Linked DNA regions of Homo sapiens: region 2 is linked to region 1. Evidence: chromatin loops called from intact Hi-C (ENCODE). Cell type or tissue: CD4-positive, alpha-beta T cell. All regions are shown on one strand. Links, peaks and the distances in the headings refer to the core of each region. The heading gives the core; the rest is flanking DNA.

Region 1 (5,410 bases), core at 91-5,090:
CGATTCTCCTGCCTCAGCCTCCCGAGTATCTGGGACTACAGCTGTGTGCCACCAAGCCCAGCTAATTTTTTGTATTTTTAGTAGTGATGGAGTTTCATCCTGTTAGCCAGGATGATCTGGATCCTCTGACCTCGTGATCTGCCTGCCTCGGCCTCCCAAAGTGCTGGGATTACAAGTGTGAACCTCACCCAGCCTATCTTCAGAACTTCTATCAGATTATTTTGAAGGTGTGTGAACATATTTTTATTTGTTTGTTAAACCTTGAAGGTGGATTGGATTTGAGAAATAGCTACTAGTTGTTCAAGACCAAGTTGGGTGAAAGATAATGGGTCAGAAATTATAATCTGGTAGTCCTCAATTTTCTTTGATTTGCTTATAATGTTTTTTGAGATGGAGTCTCACTCTGTTGCCCAGGCTGGAGTGCAGTGGTGTGATCTCGGCTCACTGCAACCTCTGCCTCCTGGGTTCAAGCAATTCTCCTGCCACAGCCTCCAGAGTAGCTGGAATTACAGGCACCCGCCACCATGCCTGGCTAATTTTTTTGTATTTTTCATAGAGACAGGGTTTCACCATGTTGGCCAGGCTGGTCTCGAACTCCTGAACTCAGGTGATCCTCCCGCCTCAGCCTCCCAAAGTTTTGGGATTACAGGCGTGAGCCACCACGCCCAGCAGTGACTGTTAATTTTGTGTACTGATTTTACGTGTCATCTTGACTGGACTAAGGGATATTAGCTGGTAGAACATTATTTCTGGGTGTGCCTTTGAGGGTGTTTCTGGAAGAGTTAACGTTTGAATCAGTAGACTGAGAGCAAAGAAGATCCACCTTCATCTATGTGAGTGGGCAGCATCCAGTCCATTGAGGGCTTGAATAAAAAGGCAGAGGAAGGGTGAATTCTCTCTGTCCTTGAGCTGGGACATCTATTTTCTCCTCCCCTTGGACATCGGAGCTCCTGGTTCTTGAACCGGTTTCCCTCCCCAACCCCACTCTCAGGCCTTCCACTGGGGACTAAATTACGCTACCGGCTTTCCTGGTTCTCAGCTTGCAGACAGTTTATCATTGGACTTCTTGGCCTTTGTAATCGCATGAGCCAACGCCCGTAATAAATTTCCTCTTACGTTATCTATATATATCCTATTGGTTCTGTTTCTCTGGAGAATCCTGACAAATACAACAATAATGCTTATCATTTAAATATTTATATTATCATAATTATTGTGTTTATAACAATATTTATTAAGCACTTGCTATATGACAGATATTGTATCAGTGTGGTACATGCATTTTGTCTTTAACTCCTCACAACCGCTCAACGAGGTAGGTCCCTTGATTATCCTCATTTTATTTATTTATTTATTTTTAATAGAGAAGAGGTCTCACTATGTTGTCCAGGCTGGTCTTGAACTCCTGGGCTCAAGCGATCCTCCCACCTTGGCCTCCCAAAGTGCTGGGATTACAGGCGTGAGCCACTGTGCTGGGCCTATCCTCATTTTATTTACAAGAAGACTGAAGCTTAGAGGTGTGAAGTGATTTCCCCAAGGACACACACCTGTTTTCCCACAGTTTCTAGCTCTGGATAGGTCTCAGTAACATACATTTTCCCCACTTTCCACTACAGCCACAGCATAGGGTTGTGCATTTTAGGATCTGCACAAAAAGGGAGGACAGAGGAGTGGGGCTGAGACCCAGCCTGGAGATGTTTGCCGCAATATTTTATTTTGCTGGTTCTAGCTTTCTTAGAGAACTCTTAGGATCTTCTGTTTGACTTGAGCCCTGGGCTGCTCCAGTTTACACTCCTCAGATCTCTAAATTTATTTATTTATTTATTTATTTTTTGAGACCAGCTCTGACTGTTGCCCAGGCTGGGGTGCAGTGGCGCCATCTCGACTCAGTGCAACCTCTGCCTCGTGGGTTCAAACCTCAGCTCCTGCCTCAGCCTCCTGAGCAGCTGGGATTATAGATGTGCACCACCACGCCCGGCTAATTTTTGTATTTTTAGTAGAGACGGGGTTTCACCCTGTTGGCCAGGCTGATCTCGAACTCCAGGCCTCATGTGATCCACCTGCCTCTGCCTCCCAAAGTGTTGGGATTACCGGCGTGAGCCACGACGCCCGGCCAAATCTCTAATTTCTAACCTTCCAATCTTCCAGTCGTTTCTTCCCACCTCCGATAGGAAGGAGAGGTGGGCTGCAGGGCAGGAAGAAAAGGCCCAGCTCCCTTCCCCACCAGTTGCTCCTTTAGACCGACTCCAGGTGAGCAGTAAATCAGGCTGGCTGGTGCTCTGGCGGCACCTAGTGGTCCTCTGCGGCAGCACACCATGATGACAGCTTGACAAGACGAATTAAAAGCCCCTTTCTCCAGGAGCTGCTAGCGAGATGAAACGGGCATAGAGGCAGATAAAGCACTGTGGGAACCCAGCGAGGGAGCAGTCGTGGTTTCTGGGGAGTTAGAACTTAGAATTTGGATTCAGCTAGACTTGGATCCTGGTTCTACCACATACTGACTGTGACCTTGGGCAAGTCATTTCATCTCTTTAAGCCTCAGTTTCCTCATTTGTGAGATGGGGAGAATAGTGTCTCTTGATGACCATGAAGTACTTAGCACAGTGCCCAGAACGCTTTGGATATTTGTTTTCGGCAGAAGGGAACTTCGTTTTGTTTGTTTGAGATGTAGTTTCGCTCTTTCGCCCAGGCTGGAGTGCAGTGTCGCAATGTCTGCTCACTGCAACCTCTGCCTTCCGGTTTCAAGCGATTCTTCTGCCTCAGCCTCCCAAGTAGCTGGGAATACAGGCGCCCGCCACCACACCCGGTTAATTGGCAGAAGGAACTTTGTAAGAAAGGCAGGGAGTGGGATGAATGTTCAGAAAACAGAGTAGGTGACAGATGATCCCCCTTCCCTGCTAGAGAAGAGCAAACACAGCTGGTCAGTCCCGTGGAGCAAGTTGGGGCAGGGGCTGAGTCTCTTAATTACAGCACAGTGAGACGACCTAGAACCCCTTCCTGGAAACAGCTGCCCATTCTGGGCTGAGCCAGAGTGCTAAACAGGTTTGCTCACCTGGCCTCTGGCTGCCCTCTTATGCCTGGCAGAAAATACCAACCATCAGCTTCCCACAGGTGCTTCTCTCTCCAGCTAGAACAGAGCAACTCCAAACTCCTCAGAATTGCCAATCCTGACCCTGGTTTCATCTGACCTCCCACTTGTTCCATCTGATTCCTTCCCAGTGCTGGTCCAACACTGATAAGCTTTAGTGTCCGCTTACATGAACTACACTCTCCTGGCTTTCCTCCTACCTCTCCAGCTGTTCTTTCTCAGGCCCCTTGCAGATTTCTTTTCTCTGCACACCCTTACTTAGCACTCTACAAGGTCCTGTCCTATCTTCTTATTCTTTATACTCTTCCTGGGCCATCTTATCCATCGGGTTGACTTTAACTGCTGCCTATATGTTTTCCTGAGTCTCAGACCTGCTTATCCAACTGCTTCTCAGATGTTCCACAGGCACCACCAAACTGACATGTCCCAAATGAAATTATCTTCTTGCCCACAAACCTGTTCCTCTTCCTGTGTGGCCTACACAGCCAGTGGTCCCACCCTCTGCCCTATTGCATAAGCCAAAACTATGGATGTCATCCTGGAGAAGAGACTTCCCTCTCTCCTCCCCGAGAAATATTATCGCCTTGTCCCAGTGACTATACCTCATAGGTGTTTAATCCATCCACCTCTCTCCATCCCCACTGCACCTACCTTATTCAGCATACCATCCTCTTTTGCTTGGGGGTATTGCAACTGCCTCTTATTTTAACTCCTTGCTTCCAGTTTTGCTCCATTGTTTTTCCTCTGTGTTCCTTTCTGGAGGCTCAAGGAGATAACTCATTGCCCAGCCTTTCCCACCTTCTAGAGGCTTCCCACATTTCTTGGTTTCCCCTTCCTCCATCTTCAAAACCAACAAAGTTACATCTTACTGACCATACTATAGTAAAATCTCCCTGTGCTTCTCTCTTCTGTCTTCCCCTTCCACTTTTTTTTTTTTTTTTGATGGAGTTTCACTCTTGTTGCCCAGGCTGAAGTACAATGGTGTGATCTCGCCTCACTGCAACCTCCGCCTCCCAGGTTCAAGTGATTCCCCTGCCTCAGCCTCCTGAGTAGCTGGGATTACAGGTGCTTGCCACCACGTCTGGATAATTTTGTATTTTTAGTAGAGACGGGGTTTCACCGTGTTGGCCAAGCTGGTCTTGAACTCCTGACCTCAAGTGATCTGCCTGCGTCAGCCTCCCAAAGTGCTGGGACTACAGGCATGAGCCACCACGCCCGGCCCCCTTTCCACTTTTAAGGACCTTGTGATTATATTGGGCCTATTAGGTAATGTAGGATAATCTCCCTGTCTCATAATCCTTAATTTAATCAATTCTTCAAAGTCCCTTTTTGCCATGTAATGTAACAGATTCACAGGTTCTGGAGGCATCTTTGGTAGATCATTATTCTGCCTACCACAGACCATTCTCTGGCCCCAGTATTCATACCTGTCTCACGAACAAAATGCATTCACCTTATTCCAAGGTCCCTAAAAATCTCAGCCCATTAAAGTATCAACTCAAAGTTCAAAGTCTCATTTAAATCTCATTAGCTCAAGAGTTTCAGATTTATCATGGATATTATCTAAATTAGGTTTTGGATGAGACTCAGCATAATCTATCCTGGGGCAAAGTTTCTCTCCACCTGTGGACGTGTGAAACTAGAAAATAAGCTTCTGCTTCCAAAATACGATACTGGGTCTAGCATAGGATAACACTAATAGACATTCCCATGTAAAAAGAGAGAAAGGAAGAAATAGAGGAGTCACTAGTCCCAAGCAATTTCAAAATTAAGTTAGACAAACTCCATTAGGTTTCAAAGCCTGGAAATAATACTTTGCAGCTCAAAGCTCTGCCCTCTGGGATCACAGCTCTGTCCTCTTAGTCATTCTTCCTTTTTCATGAAAGGTTCAGCACATGGCTGCAGCTGGGTGGTTTTATCAACTTGTTTCCTGCCTGTAGAATTTGGGGGATCTTATAGCCTTCTTTCATTTCATACCCTCTCTATCCTGTACAGTCCAAGCTCAAGTGTTTCTGCTGGTATAAAATTCTCAAGAACCCCGTGGATCTCTCATGTATGTCACTCCATTAGACAAAATGCTCCTTTGCAGATCTTCGCTTGATAAGCCCGTTTCTATTTCTGTCTTCTGTTGAGGTAGCTGAGGGGATATATGAGTCTCACACTTAATCTCTTCAAAAAACCTCTTATGTGACAGAATACTCTGAACTTTTTTTTTTTTTTGACAGTGTCTTGCTCTATTGCCCAGGCTGGAATTCAGTGGTGCAACCACAGTTCACTGCAGCCTTGACTCTCCAGGCTCAAACAATCCTCCCACCTCAGTCT
Region 2 (5,410 bases), core at 245-5,244, 420 kb before region 1:
TTCTTCCTTTTAAGCTGCAACAATTTCTTTTCTTTTCTTTTTTCTTTTCTTTTCTTTTCTTTTTTTTCTTTTCTTTTCTTTCTTTCTTTCTTTCTTTCTTTCTTTCTTTCTTTCTTTCTTTCTTTCTTTCTCTTTCTCTCTCTTCCTTTATTTCTTTCTTTTCCTTCCTTTGATGGAGTCTCGCCAGGCTACGGTTCAGTGGCACGATCTTGGCTCACTGCAATCTGCACCTCCGAGGTTCAAGCGATTCTCCTGCTTCAGCCTCCCAAGTAGCTGGGATCACAGGCATGAGCCGCCATGCCCAGCTAATTTTTGTATTTTTAGTAATGATGGGGTTTCTCCTTGTTGACCAGAATGGTCTCGATCTCCTGACCTCGTGATCCGCCCACCTTGGCCTCCCAAAGTGCTGGGATTACAGGCGTGAACCACTGTGCCCGGCCAACAATTCTTATTTTCATTAGGCAGATTCCTGATCCAGGTTGTCTGAGAGGGCTTTCTGGAGGAGGGAAATTTGATCTGATCCATAAGATGTCTAGGATTTTAGTGGAAGTAAGGAGGTGAAGAGGGGAGAGGAGGAGAAAAAAGATTTAGGGAGGGGAGAGTTAGGAAGAGGAAGGGCTCTGGAGCTGGCCCCAGAAGAATTAACCAGGTGTAAAATCTGGTTTCTTATCCTATATCTGTGGCTCTGTTACCTTGGCTTGGGTTTCACTGCAAAGCTGTGCTTTCCTTAGAACCCTAAGGAATGTGGCCTTGCTTTAAGTTCAGTGAAAAAGGGGTTCAGGAGATCTTGTGTCTCCCTCTGCAGCCAACCTGGGGAAGGGACCAGGCTTAGAGAGAAAACAGCAGCTTTCAAGAACAGGCCAGGAGTGGTGGCTCCCGCCTGTAATCCCAGCACTTTGGGAGGTTGAGACAGGCAGATTACCTGAGGTCAGGAGTTCCAAGACCAGCCTGGCCAACATGATGAAACCCGTCTCTACTAAAAATACAAAAATTAGCCGGGTGTGGTGGCGGGCACCTGTAGTCCCAGCTACTCGGGAGGCTGAGGCAGGAGAATTGCTTGAATCTGGGAGGCAAAGGTTGCAGTGAGCCGAGATCACGCCATTGCACTCCAGCCTGGGTGAGAAGAACAAAACTCCATCTCAAAAAAATAAAAAAAAAAAAATAAACAGAAGTAGGATGAAGGAAAAACTACTCTGAAGCAGTGTTACGGTGAGCAGGCTTGTACTGACCCTTAGTTTTCTCATCTCTAGAGAGGTTTTTTCCTATCTAGCAGCATTATTGGAGAATTAAATTAAACTGCAAAGTTTTAGCACAGTGCCTGGCACAGAGGAGAATTCCAAAAATGTCAGTTTTCTTCTCTTCTTCTTTTTGTTTTTTTAATTTTGAGACAGAGTCTCGCTCTGTTGCCAGGCTGGAATGCAGTGGTGCGATCTTGGCTCACTGCAACCTCCGCCTCCCAGGTTCAAGGGATTCTCCTGCCTCAGCCTCCCAAGTACCTGGGACTACAGGCATATGCAACCATGCCCAGCTACTTTTTATATTTTTAGTAGAGATGGGGTTTCACCATGTTGGCCAGGATGGTCTTGATCGCCTGACCTCGTGATCTGCCCACCTCGGCCTCCCAAAGTGCTGGAATTACAGTTGTGAGCTGCCGCACCTGGCCTGGACATTTAAGGTAAACAATCTGGGTAAGGTCCCAATCAAGGCCCTCAAAGCCTGGCTAAGGAACTTGTACTAAAGCTGAAAGCATTGGAGAATCATAGGAGGCTTGTGAACGGAAGAGTGACAGATATATCTGTGCTTTGGAAAGATCACTTCTGGGAGAAAAGAGTCCTGGTGTAATGCAGGATGCAGCATCCTGAGCCCCAGATCTGCATCTAACAGACTCCATGGTTTCATCTTTGCCCAACACATGAATGGCCTCCATCAGTGTTTCCCCAGTGGGCTATGAATTGTGTGAGAGCTTGATTCCTAACACAAACTGAATCTTCCAGTTTACCTTCTCAGAGATAGAGCTAATTAATTGCAGGGGTCAGGGTCAGGCGGGGTATTCCCCAAACCTGAAGGGCTAATATAGCCAGCCTGAGCTGCCACACAGAGGATGAGATGGGATTTCTGAGCAGCTCTGGAGATTGTGATAATGACTAAAGCCCAAGGAGGCCCTCCTGGCACTCCCCCTCACGGGGACATAATACTAAGTGACTTGTGCTTGAGGGCAATTGTGAGACTGTTATGTACCCTTTTTAAGGTACTTTTTTTTTTTTTTTGAAGTGAAAGCAAGTTTATCAAGAAGGCAAAGAAATAAAAGAATGGCTATTCCATAGGCAGAGCAGCCCCTTAAGGTCTTAAGGAGGATTGATGACAAACTTCCTCCGCACCCTTCTTAAGGTGCTGAGCTCTGGGCACAGGTGGAGCAAGATAATCACCTGGAAATAACAATTCTGTCCACTAGAGGGAAACCCAGTCTAGAGAGATGGGGAGGGAAACCCAGGCTAGAGAGATGGGGAGGGAAACCCAGGCTAGATGCGTGGGAGCCCTGAGGCTGGAGGAAACAGAAGGAGCTGACGGCCCCAGGAGCCAGTGGACCCAGTGATCTAGGTTCAGTGCTGTGCTGGAACTGGCTTGTATCAGCTTAGTGAGAATTGACTCTTGCATTTTCAGGAATCTTGAGAGCTGGTTGGTAAACTTGGTCATTAAATATTAAATTATAGCTGGGCACGGTGGCTCACACCTGTAATCCCAGCAATTTGGGACGCCCAGGTGGGAGAATCGCTTAAGCCCAGTGCGAGACCATCCTAAGCAACATAGGGAGACCCTTGTCTCTACAAAAAAATCAAAAAATTAGCCAGGCATGGTGGTGTGCACCTCTAGTCCCGGCTACTCAGAAGGCTGAGATGGGAGCATCACTTGAGTCTGAAAGGTCCACGCTGCAGTGAGCTATGATTGCACCACTGCACTCTAGCCTGGGAGACAGAGCAAGACCATGTCTCAAATTTAAAAAAGAGAGAGAAAAAAAAAAAAAAAGGCCAGGCATGGTGGCTCACGCCTGTAATCCCAGCACTTTGGGAGGCCAAGGCGGGCGGATCACGAGGTCGGGAGATTGAGACCATCCTGGCTTACGCGGTGAAACCCCATCTCTACTAAAAATGTAAAAAGTTAGCCGAGTGTGGTGGCAGGCGCCTGTAGTCCCAGCTACTCGGGAGGCTGAGGCAGGAGAATGGTGTGAACCTGGGAGGCGGAGGTTGCAGTGAGCTGAGATCATGCCACTGCACTCCAGCCTGGGCAACAGAGCAAGACTCCGTCTCAAAAAAAAATAAATAAAAAATAAAATTAAAATTAAAAAATAAAAATTATAATGTGTCATGGAATTAGGGCACAAAATTAATAAAGTAAAAATTAAACTATATAAATTTACATTTAAATAAACTATATTGGCTGGGCATGGTGGCTCACACATATAATCTCAGCACTTTGGGAGGTCAAGGTGGGCAGATGACTTGAGCCCAGGAGTTTGAGACCCACCTGGGCAACAGGGTGAAACCCCATCTCTACAAAAAATACAAAAATCAGCTGGGCATAGTGGTGAGCGCCTGTAGTCCCAGCTACTTGGGAAGCTGAGGTGGAAGGATCACTTTAGCTTGAGAGATCGAGGCTGCGGTGAGCTGTGATTGCGCCACTGCGCTCCAGCCTAGTGATGGAATGAGCCCTTGTCTCAAAAATAAATAAATAAAATAAAAATCAATCCCTAATTATTTTATTATGTTTTACTATTATCTGCCTATCATATCAGTTATGGTGAAAGTACTATGTAGTGGTTTGCTACTGTCCAACTTCAACTTTGATTTTTTGTTTTGTTTTGTTTTGTTTTGTTTTGTTTTGAGATGGAGTTTCATTCTTGTTGCCCAGGCTGGAGTGCAATGGCGCGATCTTGGCTCACTGCAACCTGTGCTTCCTGGGTTCAAGTGATTCTCCTGCCTCAGCCTCCCAAGTAGCTGGGATTACAGGTGCCTGCTGCCACACCTGGCTAATTTTGTATTTTTTTAGTAGAGACGAGGTTTCACCATGTTGGCCAGGCTGGTCTCAGACTCCTGAGCTCAAGTGATCCACCCGCCTCAGCCTCCCAAAGTGCTTGGATTACGGGCGTGAGCCACTGTGCCCGGCCCAACTTCAACTTTGGTAGCTTGCAGTTGGTCATGGCAGATTATTTACTTCATGGAAACCCACAAATGCTACAAATCAGGGTTCCCCACCTCCTGCCGCCCACCTTCCAGTTTGTTAAACATTTGCCAGGCTATCGCTGCTTAGGCATCCCCACATCAGGTGTTATGGGGAGGACATGGAATTTTCCAGAGGTCTTGCTGACACAGACACACTCAGAGATATCCCTGTGGAGGGAGCACCCCATTTCAGCTGGTAGAAGTTGTTGGGGGCATCATGGGAGCATTGTTGTGTTGTTGCAGGAACGTGACCTGGAAGTTCCCACCCTGACTCCAGCTTTGCGCAACTGTTCCATCCACCGGAAATTGGTCTATACTTAAGTGCTCAGGCATCCCTTTCTGTCTGCCTAGCAACGAAGTAAGGTTGGTGATCATCCAGTGCTAGAACGATCATCCCCCATCAGAAAGGAAGCTTTATGAAGGGCAGGGAAGCCCCCACCTCGGTTCATATCCTCAGGCCTGGCTCAAGTCCCTGGGCCTAAGTATTGGAGCCGCCACACAGAAAACCCAGGAACAAGCAAGACACTGGAGTTAGGCACATCTAGGCTGCGCCACCCCTAACTGTGTGACCTGAGAAAGGCACCTAAACCAAACTGGTCTTGTCTCCTAACCTGTCAAATAGGGAGATTCCTGCTTATCATGCCTGACCGTGGTGAAGATTAAATAGGATCATCCATGCAAAACTCTCAGCTGGGCGTTTCCATCACCTAGAAGGTGTTCCATGATGTCAAAGCTATTATTGTTTTCATACTTGGGATGGGGAGTGCCGAATTCAAATCGGTTCTGAGTGCGGGTCTACTCTGACACCCTGTGTGTCAGAAGGAGGGGCGGGACTAGGAGGCAACAAATCCATTACAGCACAGTTGGCAGATGTGTCCAGTCACACAGCCGGGAAGTGGACCAGGGACTGGACAGCAGCCCTCCGCCCAGGACTCGGCCAGATGTTCCAAGCCTAGCAAGGGGCGCTTCTACCCCCACCCATCCTCCCCGACAACCTAGGCCTGTGGCTTGGAGGAGGCAGAGGTGGGGGTCGGCAGCCGGACGTCGCAGGCCCCAGGCTGCGCGCAGGAAGCGGCTCCAAGGTTGTCCTAGAGCCTCAAAGCGGCGGAAGGGAGGGAGCAGCCGGCACCTGCATTGTGCGAGCCCCGCTCCCCGCTGAGCTTCTGTGACCTCTGGCTCGCGCTCTTGGCATC

What was found. Hi-C counts contacts between places; a loop is a spot of excess contacts. Peaks named below come from ENCODE experiments on the same cell type or tissue, not always from the same donor. Only the 100,000 strongest peaks of a DNase experiment are listed, where the experiment ranks them.
Region 2: a loop joins it to region 1, with 10 times the contacts of the local background. A loop is called at or near these places in 4 of 110 quality-filtered maps.

What each region holds. Positions count from the first base shown.
Region 1 is chr1:40,336,599-40,342,008 of GRCh38, forward strand. No RefSeq gene overlaps it. Among named protein-coding and RNA genes, the nearest start is that of COL9A2, 22 kb to the left of the region's middle. In CD4-positive, alpha-beta T cell, for the core only: CTCF peaks have their summits at 2,293 (motif pointing left) and 2,492; a DNase peak (open chromatin) is centred at 2,293; H3K4me3 peaks cover 310 bases.
Region 2 is chr1:39,917,229-39,922,638 of GRCh38, forward strand. No RefSeq gene overlaps it. Among named protein-coding and RNA genes, the nearest start is that of MYCL, 18 kb to the left of the region's middle. In CD4-positive, alpha-beta T cell, for the core only: a CTCF peak has its summit at 2,450 (motif pointing right); a DNase peak (open chromatin) is centred at 2,473.